Regions from separate parts of the Homo sapiens genome. Here all the other regions are linked to region 3. Evidence: chromatin contacts called from ENCODE Hi-C or POLR2A ChIA-PET data. All regions are on one chromosome and are shown on one strand. The core of a region is the stretch at or near the end of the contact, and the rest is flanking DNA. Distances in the headings are between cores, read along the strand shown.

The links. A loop is a pair of places that touch in the nucleus more often than their neighbours do. ChIA-PET counts read pairs that join two places held with the same protein, here RNA polymerase II (POLR2A). Pooled maps may share reads with other maps.
Region 1: a pooled map shows a loop between it and region 3 (4-fold over the local background). The contact joins the enhancer-like site here to the promoter of GSTM4 in region 3. A Hi-C loop is called at or near these places in 7 of 50 pooled maps. POLR2A ChIA-PET finds 5 or more read pairs at or near these places in 3 of 52 experiments (Caco-2, K562 and activated CD4-positive, alpha-beta T cell).
Region 2: a pooled map shows a loop between it and region 3 (2.9-fold over the local background). The contact joins the enhancer-like site here to the promoter of GSTM4 in region 3. A Hi-C loop is called at or near these places in 4 of 50 pooled maps. POLR2A ChIA-PET finds 5 or more read pairs at or near these places in 2 of 52 experiments (H1 and activated CD4-positive, alpha-beta T cell).

The regions. Positions count from the first base shown.
Region 1 is chr1:109,814,739-109,817,880 of GRCh38, reverse strand. No RefSeq gene overlaps it. Among named protein-coding and RNA genes, the nearest start is that of LINC01768, 12 kb to the left of the region's middle. RefSeq lists a silencer at 1,085-1,164 and enhancers at 1,335-1,384, 1,535-1,654. Within about 2 kb of position 1,485, at least 5 of the 41 ENCODE cell types and tissues checked have a DNase peak (open chromatin) inside an H3K27ac peak, as active enhancers do.
Region 2 is chr1:109,789,298-109,792,626 of GRCh38, reverse strand. No RefSeq gene overlaps it. Among named protein-coding and RNA genes, the nearest start is that of EPS8L3, 27 kb to the right of the region's middle. RefSeq lists an enhancer at 1,408-1,467. Within about 2 kb of position 1,671, at least 16 of the 41 ENCODE cell types and tissues checked have a DNase peak (open chromatin) inside an H3K27ac peak, as active enhancers do.
Region 3 is chr1:109,654,849-109,657,348 of GRCh38, reverse strand. GSTM4 (glutathione S-transferase mu 4) reads right to left here and starts at 1,250. Exons shown (of 8, transcript NM_000850.5): 1 at 924-1,250; 2 at 562-637; 3 at 70-134. The coding sequence starts at 959. RefSeq lists enhancers at 24-609, 1,483-1,532.

The DNA.
Region 1 (3,142 bases), core at 236-2,735, 160 kb before region 3:
GCTTGTGGCTTGCTGTCTCACAGAGAAAACACAGCAAACCAACTTGGATTTGCAGATCAGTTATGGGTTTTAGAGAGGGATTTTTTGTATCAAAGCGCATCCAATCCCTTGGTTTACAGAGGGGAAGTCTGGGACACAGAGAGAGTGATACCTCACCTCAAACTTGGGAGAACGAGGACTAGAAGCCAGGTCTCTTCACTCCAACTTCTAGGCTCTGTTCATGTAAGACATCAGGCCATCCCTGGGCAGGACAGAGAGAATGGGCACCTGTTCATTTCACCCCAGGGCCCTGGGGGAGGCCACTCGTCCTCCTCCTGCCCCTCTCCCACAGGTCCTTCCCATGAGGAGAGGAAAGGAGGCTGCTCCCCTTCTAGTCTCAGCACCCAGGACCATCCTCCGCTCTTGTGGGCTATTTATCCACACACTGCCCAGTAAATGTGAGCAGAATGGAACCAGCTTCACCCCACACCCAGGCCTGAGGACTTTACATTGGTTCCTCCGGGACACCCATCTGAGGTCTGTGCCCAAAATCTGAAGGATAATTCCTCACCCTGCTCATAGTCACAGGCTTTGCAATGACCCCAGCAGGAAGAGAATATGGAAGGCACTAAGGTAGAGTGTGTGCTGCTGGGAGACCTCTCCAGGCAATCACAGCCCTGATCTCAAAAGACCTCAAGGGCCCACCGGGGGCAAGCCCAAATCAGCTGCCCAGGACAGCTCGCTTTGCACAGAGAAAGGCTTCCCCATCCTTCCTCCAGCCAGCCAATACAATGCAGGAGGTAAGAGCTCTGATCCCAGAGCCCTTCAGGCTGGGTTCAAACCCCAGCTCAGCCACTTGGTAGCTATGTGCCCTTGTACATGTTCTTAACCTCCCCATGACTTTGTTTTCTCATCTGTACAAGGAGGATAATACTAATAGCTACCCCACAGGACAGTCATGAGCAGTGTATGGGTTAATAAACATTCCGTGCTTGGGACAATGCCTGACAATTATAAGAGCTATATAAGTAATTGGTTGATTATCATTGTTGTTATTATTTTCTGAACCAAGAGAGACTATGGATATCAATCAAAGCAGACAAAAACCTAACACGCTGCGGGAGGTTCTGTGGAGGAGGGTGCAAGGCCTGTTGGGTAAAGGAGTGTCACCATCCACAGGCAGGTGGCTCACCAAGGGGATTACATCAGGCAGAAATTGCCATTAATAGCAGTTCCCTCTTGGGCCAGACACAAGCCTACAGAGCACGAGGAAGTGAGAAATTTTACTATTGCAAGAATGAGAAATATTACTACTGGGCAGAATTCCATTTTTAGAACCTGGGAAGTTATTTTGAGGGTTGGTGTTTTCATTTTTTTTAATAGCCTCTGCACTCTAACAATACTCAGGGCAAGAACTGCTCTGAGGAGAAACCAGGGCACAGTGGGGAGCCCTGCCAGCCTCTGTGGTTGCTGGGCAACCCCTCACCACCAGCCAGGCTAGTGGAGAGCAAGAGTAGGCTCCACATCCACACACCCCTCCTCACAAGTGCCAGAACTCATTAGATAAGCCCCTCTCAAGGATGTCTAGAGGAAGCAGCCTCATTTTCTTTTCAGCCTGGGCAGCTTGGAGTGAGGAAGGCAGGCCCTCAGGAAAGAGCACGCTGAACAGCTGCAGGCCAGCCTCACTTTTGACAGCTATGTCAGGTTCCTGTGGCTGCTGTCACAGATCGTCATGAATTTGGTGGCTTAAAACAACAGAAATGGATTCTCTCATAGTTCCAGAGGGCAGAGAAGTTCAAAATCAGTATCACTGGGCCAAAATCCAGTTTCAGTCAGGCTGCACGCCCTCTGGAGGTGTCGTGGGAGAATCTGTGCCTGGCCTCTTCCAGCTTCTGGTGGCTGCCAGCATTCCCTGGCTTGTGGCCACATCACTCCAGTCTCTGCCTCTGTAGTCACATGGCCTTCTCCTCTTCTGTTTTGACAAATCTCCCTCTGCCTCTCTCTTAAGGGTATCTGTGATTGCATTTAGGCCCTACTAGGATAGTCCAAAACTATCTGCCCATCTCAAGATCCTTAATCACATCTGCTATGACCTTTTTTTCCATATAAAGTAACATTCACTGATACGAAGGGATTAGGATCCAAAGTCTTTGGGGATTATGATTCAGCCTACTACCCATGCCGACATCTTCCTCTAACAAAGCAGACCAGCAACTCACCACTCCACCCCCTGGCATCCTGGCCCAGTCACTCTTCACCACCTGGCACCAGGTGGTACACCAGGCTCAGGATGACTGGGTACACGGCCCTGCCCCTGAGGCCCTACCCACCCTGGAGTTGTCTCTTACAGACCCAAAAACAGGCCAAGCAAGGCTGGAGTTTCCTGGAGCAGCAGGGGTGTTTAGCTACACACTCAGGATGTGGCAGCTCCCTTGAGGCCTCCAGTTACTGCCACAGAGGGAAATAGGGAGCTACAGACCAGAGGCCAGCACTGTAAAAATTTTCTTTAAAAAAATCTTTTTATTACACTATACAAATTCAATAAAGGAGTAGAAAAAATAGAAAATGCAAAGCCTGCGGAATTCTAGCCCCCAGGGATCATTATAAAATTTGTTGTGCAAGCAACCTTCCTTCTAGACCTTTTTCTATTCAGATAGAACCACAGACTTACAGTTTGAAAAACCACAAATGGCATTATATACTATACATTCTGTTTTTCAACCGGGTTTTTTCAATAAATGGTTTATTCTGGGTGCCTTTCATGGCAGTACATAGAGCATTTCTTCCATCTTTTTAAAGGCTGCGGAGGATCCCCCCACTCTCGGCCATGTGATTGAACCACGATTAAGTTACCCTGCTGATGGGCATTTGAATTGTTCCTAGTTTTGTAGCTGAAACCAATGTAGTGAGATAATTTAGGGAGAGACTAATATCTGACTAGTTTACATTGTTACAGGAGGCTCACACAGACAAGGAGGCATTTTTCTCTCACCTCCATATACCACCTCAACAGTACCTCAAAGCAGTCAAGCCTAGGATGAAGGAAGTGAGGGCTTCCCTTGCTCCCAAGAAGAATTAACAAAATGTTGTTCTCTGAGGCAGAGCCTTACTAGACAAAGAACCAGATGGTCTGCAAGGAGGAGGGACTCTGTCTTTGTGGAGA
Region 2 (3,329 bases), core at 422-2,921, 130 kb before region 3:
AGTTATCAATTCCAGCCTCGGGGCGCCTCCCAATTCCGTCTGAAAGTTTCTGGAGGGGGCCAGGTCTTGCCACTCTGAGAGTCTTAAAACCCCAGCCCAGAGAACGGCTTCTAAAGGAGGCCTGGGAGAGTGGGAGTGGGGGATGAGGTGTAGGAGGGTGGAGATGAAGCTGAGGTGGAGGGGTCATTAATTCAGCAGCTCTGCCACTTGGTACCAGCCCCCAGGGCAGCGGCTCCAGTTGTCCTGTGGGGCCAGGACGCTGTTTCTGCTGAGTCATCCTTTCTTGCCCAGAGGGATCCTGGCCCCAAGCCACATTCCTAGTGGGGTCTGAGTGCTGCAGAGTAGGAAGCTTCCTTTCTCACCAGCCCCCAGCGCTCCAGCCATGCAAACAGGCTGGTCTCTCAGCAGCCTCTGCCGGCAGCGAACATGCTTCTCCGTTTGTCTGCATTCCCCCAGCCCCCCAGCCCACCTGGATCCCAAGTTCTGGGAGCTAAAAACACTCCCCAGGGAGGTACAGGAGGCGAGGCTGGCCCTAACAGGAGGGGGCCAAAGGGAGATTAAGGAACGATTTTAAATTTCTGCCTTCCTACAAGGGGCCCTCCCGCTGTAGGGGTCCAATAGCCCCACTGAAAAGGGCTGAATCTCAGCCCAAAGGCAGAGGCAGCAACCCCAACCTCTCTGTGTTGTGTGAAATGTCAGCGTCCCCAGACAAGCAAGGTAGCCACACCTGCGGAGCTCATGTATCAGGAACAGGCTAAGAACACCTACTATGTGCTAAGCACTGCTCTGGGCGCTGGCCTTGCAGCAGTGAGCAGGGCAGATGCGGCCCAGTCCCTGGCGTTTCTCCCAACCTTTCCAGTCCCACCACCGCTGCCTCCACTGGTGGTCTCCTCCCAGACTGCCCAGGTCCAAATCTTGGCTCCCCACTTCTAGCGATGGGATCTTGAGCAAGTTACTTTACCCCTCTGTGCCTCCATTGCCTCATCTGTAAAATGGGGTGAAGTAATGCCTACCTCATGGGAACGATGAGAGAGGTAAATGAGTTATTATGTGTAAAATGCTTAGAACAGTTTCTGGCACAGAGCTCAATTCTTTCCTGTGTGTTCTGAACTCTGTGCCTGGGCTCAGCCCTCTCTCCTCCTGGAATGCCCTGCCCCTCTTCTGGAACCCATAAGTCCAGCCTCTTCGCTGAGTTTCCAGGTGAGAAGACCAATTAGGGGCAGGCCCACAGTCAGCCCACAGCCTTACTAGGGCCACCAATACTGGCCGAGTGTTTTCCTGTTGCCAAGGGTTTTAAACAGCCCTGTGAGGTAGATAGGGGAGGGAATTCGGTGAGGGAAAGACACCCGCCTGAGGTTGCAGAACCAGCGAGTGTTGGATCTGAGAGTGGAACTTGGATCTTCTGACTGGAAGTAGCACTGCCTCTGTCCCACCTGGTGGCGTTGGTCCTAAGAAACCTTCAGATATCCTGAGGCTATCACCAGGGCCTCTGAAGCTAACCCAAGGCTCGGCACCCAGAAAATGGGGCCTTCCTAGCCCTTCAGAGGCCCTGGAGTCAGTTGAGCTTGTCTCAGAGCCAGCTGGGGTCCACGAAGGCCTCAAGACAGGGGGCGCTGGCTAGCAGAGCCCTGAGGAGGGCCCTGCAGGAAGAGCTCAGCGGAAACTCTGAGCAATGCTGGCAGCCACAGGCCTCTGGGCTTCCTGCACCCTCCACACAGGCTGCCCTGTCAACATCAATGTCAATGCGTTTGTGAAACCCTGCCGGGCAGGCAGTGGGAACTCAAGGGGCCCCAAGGGTTCATAGGCTGTGGTCACCCTGTTCCTTTGCAGCCCAGGAGAAGGTGGCTTTCTAAAGACTGCTGTCCACAGTGTAATGGGATGCAGCTGCTGCCGAAGACAGTTACCTGAAGGAGGCCCCACGGTCTCCTTAGGCCTTGGGCCTCCAGATCCCATGGCTTCTCCCTGCAGGTCCATATCTTCTGGGGTCCCCACAGATTCAGAGAACCCCCAGACAGAGCAATAGAGTGGACCTTGTGGTCGAAGGACTTTGGAGTGAAAGACATGTGGGTTATAAGCCCAATCCACAGCTTTGCTATCTGTGTGACTTTGGGAAAGTTAGTTAACCTCTCTGTAGAGAGCCTCAGTTTTCTCATCTGTAAAATGGTGACAGAAAGTACCTACCTTGTCCTGAAGATTAAATAAAACAATGTAAATGGGAGACCTGGCATACCATAAGCTTTTGATAAATAGGAACTGATGTTTTTGTGACCACTGAGTGATAGCAGATATTGGAGGTACAAATACTATTGCATTTCTTCGATTTGTATAATTTCAATTAAAACCATCCAGACCTAATTTACTATACTTGAAAGAAAAACATACCTTCCTCTGGAATCTTCCTCTCCTTTCAAATTGCCCAAGAACCTCCAGGTCTCATGTACTCAAAAAGTGGAGGGGGAGGTAGAGGCTCCAACTTCTGCACCTTGGCCAGGAGAACCAGGACGCTGACCCGTTCCCACTGAGGTGGCACCTGTGGATAACTGCTCCCACGTGGTCAGAAGGCTGAGTGTCCTGTGCCAACCAGAGCACCACACAGGCCACATGCATCTTCTGGGGGCTGACTTCAAGGATGGCAGAGGATGGCTGACAGTTTGCTGGGGCTTCAGGTCCACCCCTTGCGGTCAGAGTCTGAGTCCCTTTTCCTTCCCCAGGATCCACACTGGGGTTGGGGCTCCTTCTTTACAGACCCCAAAACACAAATGGCCTCCTTACTCCTGTGTCTGAAAGTCCCCAGAAAGCTGCTCCCCTTCGCCACCCCCAGACCCACCCTCCATAGTAAACCCCAGTGCTGAGTCACCTGAAGACTACCAAGGTAACTCTTGCACAGAACAGAGGGAAAAAATGGTCTATATGGGGCTTCCTGCCGTATTTTTTTTCTTCTCAGTAACTAGGCAGCAGGGAGAAGCCAAAGTGAAGCCAGCATCCAGCGGTGGAGCCTTTGCCTTTTCTCTTTATGCTCCAGGTGCACCAGAGGTGAGCAGGGGACGGGAGGGTTTCATTTCTGTAGCCCCAGGCGTCAGGCTTCAGAGCCTGAGCTCTCAGCCAGGATATCTCTACAGCTCAGTAAATGCTTGCTGACTGACTGAGAGCAAAATGATCTCTCTGAGGGGGTGGGATCAGGCAGAGATGCTGGGATGGGCAGAGAAGAGGAAGTAGACCAGGGAAACGGCCAGGGGTGAGGCAGATAGGTCTGCAGATGGGCTGGGAGCAGCCTTGTAGGAGCAGAGGAAAGAGAGTACTGTTCTAGGGTGGCCTGAGAGTAAGGGGTA
Region 3 (2,500 bases), core at 1-2,500:
TGGGGAGAGGAGATGCAGTCAGAGACACGTCGCACTTTCCCCCAAAACCGCCCCTTCCCCTGCACCTACATTGGGAAAGTCCAGGCCCAGCTTGAATTTTTCATTCAGCCACTGGCTTCTGTCATAGTCAGGAGCTGCCGTGGGGAAGAAGAAGTGAAAACAAACCTCCCCAGAGCCCAGCCCTCCTTCCCGGGGACCCTCCCAAGGAACCAGTGGCAAGATCCCTGAGACAGGTGGATCTAGAATCTGACCACTCAGTCCCACATCCCAGGGTTCAGGGACAAAGAATCCCGCTGAGGGCTCTGGACCCCACACGGCTAAGGCTTCCAGGGTTTAGGGAAGCTCTGAGGGACACCCAACCCAATTAAACAGGGGGCCCAGCATCCCGCCCCAGCATTCTGCCTTGCAAGGCCACAGGACTCCCTCACCGGGGCTCAGGGAAGGGACAGCCTGCAGCTCCAGCAGGGGAGGCCTGCAGAGGTAGCCACAGGTGGCCACCATGGGTTGCTTGGTGCCAACTCAGCGTGAGTGGGCAGAGCCCGGACACAAGGGTGTCATTACCGTCCCCCATCGTATACTTCTTTTCCTCGTAGCTTGAGTCTGTGTATTCCAGGAGCAGGCGGATGGCGTGGGCCAGCTGGAAGAGATGGCCCGCAGGTCGTGTCAGAGATGGAGGGTCCCTGACTTGGTGACTTTCTCTGCACCAGGTGAGCCCCTAGTCTACACTGCACTGCACCCCCCCCCCACCCCGGCGCACGCACACACACACACACACACACACACACACACACACACACAGGCATGCACAGGCCCTCCTGTGAGAGATAGCCCTAAGGAGGGAACCGTCCCTAGAGCCGGTCCCCAGCCGCTCGGCACTTCCCGCCCACGCGCCCGGTCCCACAGTGCAGCGGACCCTCACTCACCCCGCGGATGTCCCAGTACCCCAGTGTCATGGACATGATGCTGGTTGGTGTCGATTCTGCAGACAGGCCTCAGCTGGGCTGAACTGCGACCTCCTCTGGGGTTCCCGGCACGCAGGGGCTGGACCTAGCGCCAGACCCGCCCCCTCGGCCCCGCTGCGCCCGCCGATCTTCAAGGTCGTCACTTCCAACCGGCCGATCTTCAAGGTCGTCACTTCCAACCAACAGGCGCGGGAGGCACGGAGCAGGTTGCTGGATCCTCACTGGCTGGAAGGAGTAAGATCCACCGCCACCTCCGAGTGTTCAGGGAGCAAGGTCCGGAAGCACTAGGAGGGGCTCGGCCTCGCCAGCTTCCGTAGCCCCGCCCCGCCCCGCTCCGCTTCGGACCTCTGCTGGGTCCCCAGGGACTCGGCTGTGCGCGTGAGAGTAAAGCCAGATCGTAAGAGAAAAGTTCTTCCCCCGTTTCTTCTTCTCCGGACGTCGCCCAGCCTTCTGCCTCTCGGCTGCCGAGTTCCCACAGGCTCTGGGAGACTGAGGCTGCCAGGGTCAGACTAAAGAGAGGTCTCAGAGAGTTTAATTCAACACTTCTTGGCTACTAAGTCTTAGAAGTCTGATGGTGTGCTCTCTCTGCTGAGTTGGGGAGCGTGAATGGAGGCTATGTCACCGAAGCTGATAGAGCTCAGTCTCTGTTGCAGATGCTCCCGACCCTTTTGCATTGGGCCAGTTCCCCAGCTCTGAGACTGGGTCCAGGCTCAGGAAGTGGCCTATGTGTCAAGGTGGATTCCCATGTAGGTTTGCCTACAGCAAGACGATAGCACCATGCACACACAAGTGCTTGGACTTCTGAATAGTTATACTTCTCATTATACATTAAGACATTAAGAATGTGTCATTCTGAGTCTTTTTTTTTTTTTTTTTTTTGGAACGGGGACTCGCTGTGTTGCCCAGGCTGGAGTGCAGTAGGGCGATCTCGGTTCATTGCAACCTCCGCCTCCCGGGCTCAAGCGATTCTCCTGCCTCAGCCTCCCGAGCAGCTGGGATTACAGACGAGCGCCACGACGCCCTGCTAACTTTTTTGTATTTTCTGTAGAGATGGGATTTCACCGTGTTGACCAGACTGGTCTTGAACTCCTGGTCTCAAGTGATCCACCCGCCTCCGCCTCCCAAAGTGCTGGGATTACAGGCATGAGCCACGGTGCCTGGCCTGTCATTCTGAGTTTATCCATCTTGAGCTGGGAAAGATAAAATGTCTAGGTCCAATTGTGAAGATGATTTTTTAAGAAAGCTAACACTTATGAGAATAATTATGAAAGAAACAGAATTGATATTGTTACATTAGTATTCACCCATTTGGTCATTCCTTTATTGAAACAACAGTTGTTGAGATCCTACCATATTCCAGGCACTGGGAATAAAACAATCCTTCAAAAACACTGTACTTTGGCCACCTACGACTAGAAGTCAGGTGGGAACTACAGGGGAGAGATTTTGAAAATACGGGACACTTCTTACTGTTTTTGCACACTGAGAGGCAGTGGAGTGGGAGAGGGGTTGAGTGTAGGAGAGAGAAGCGGTGCCTG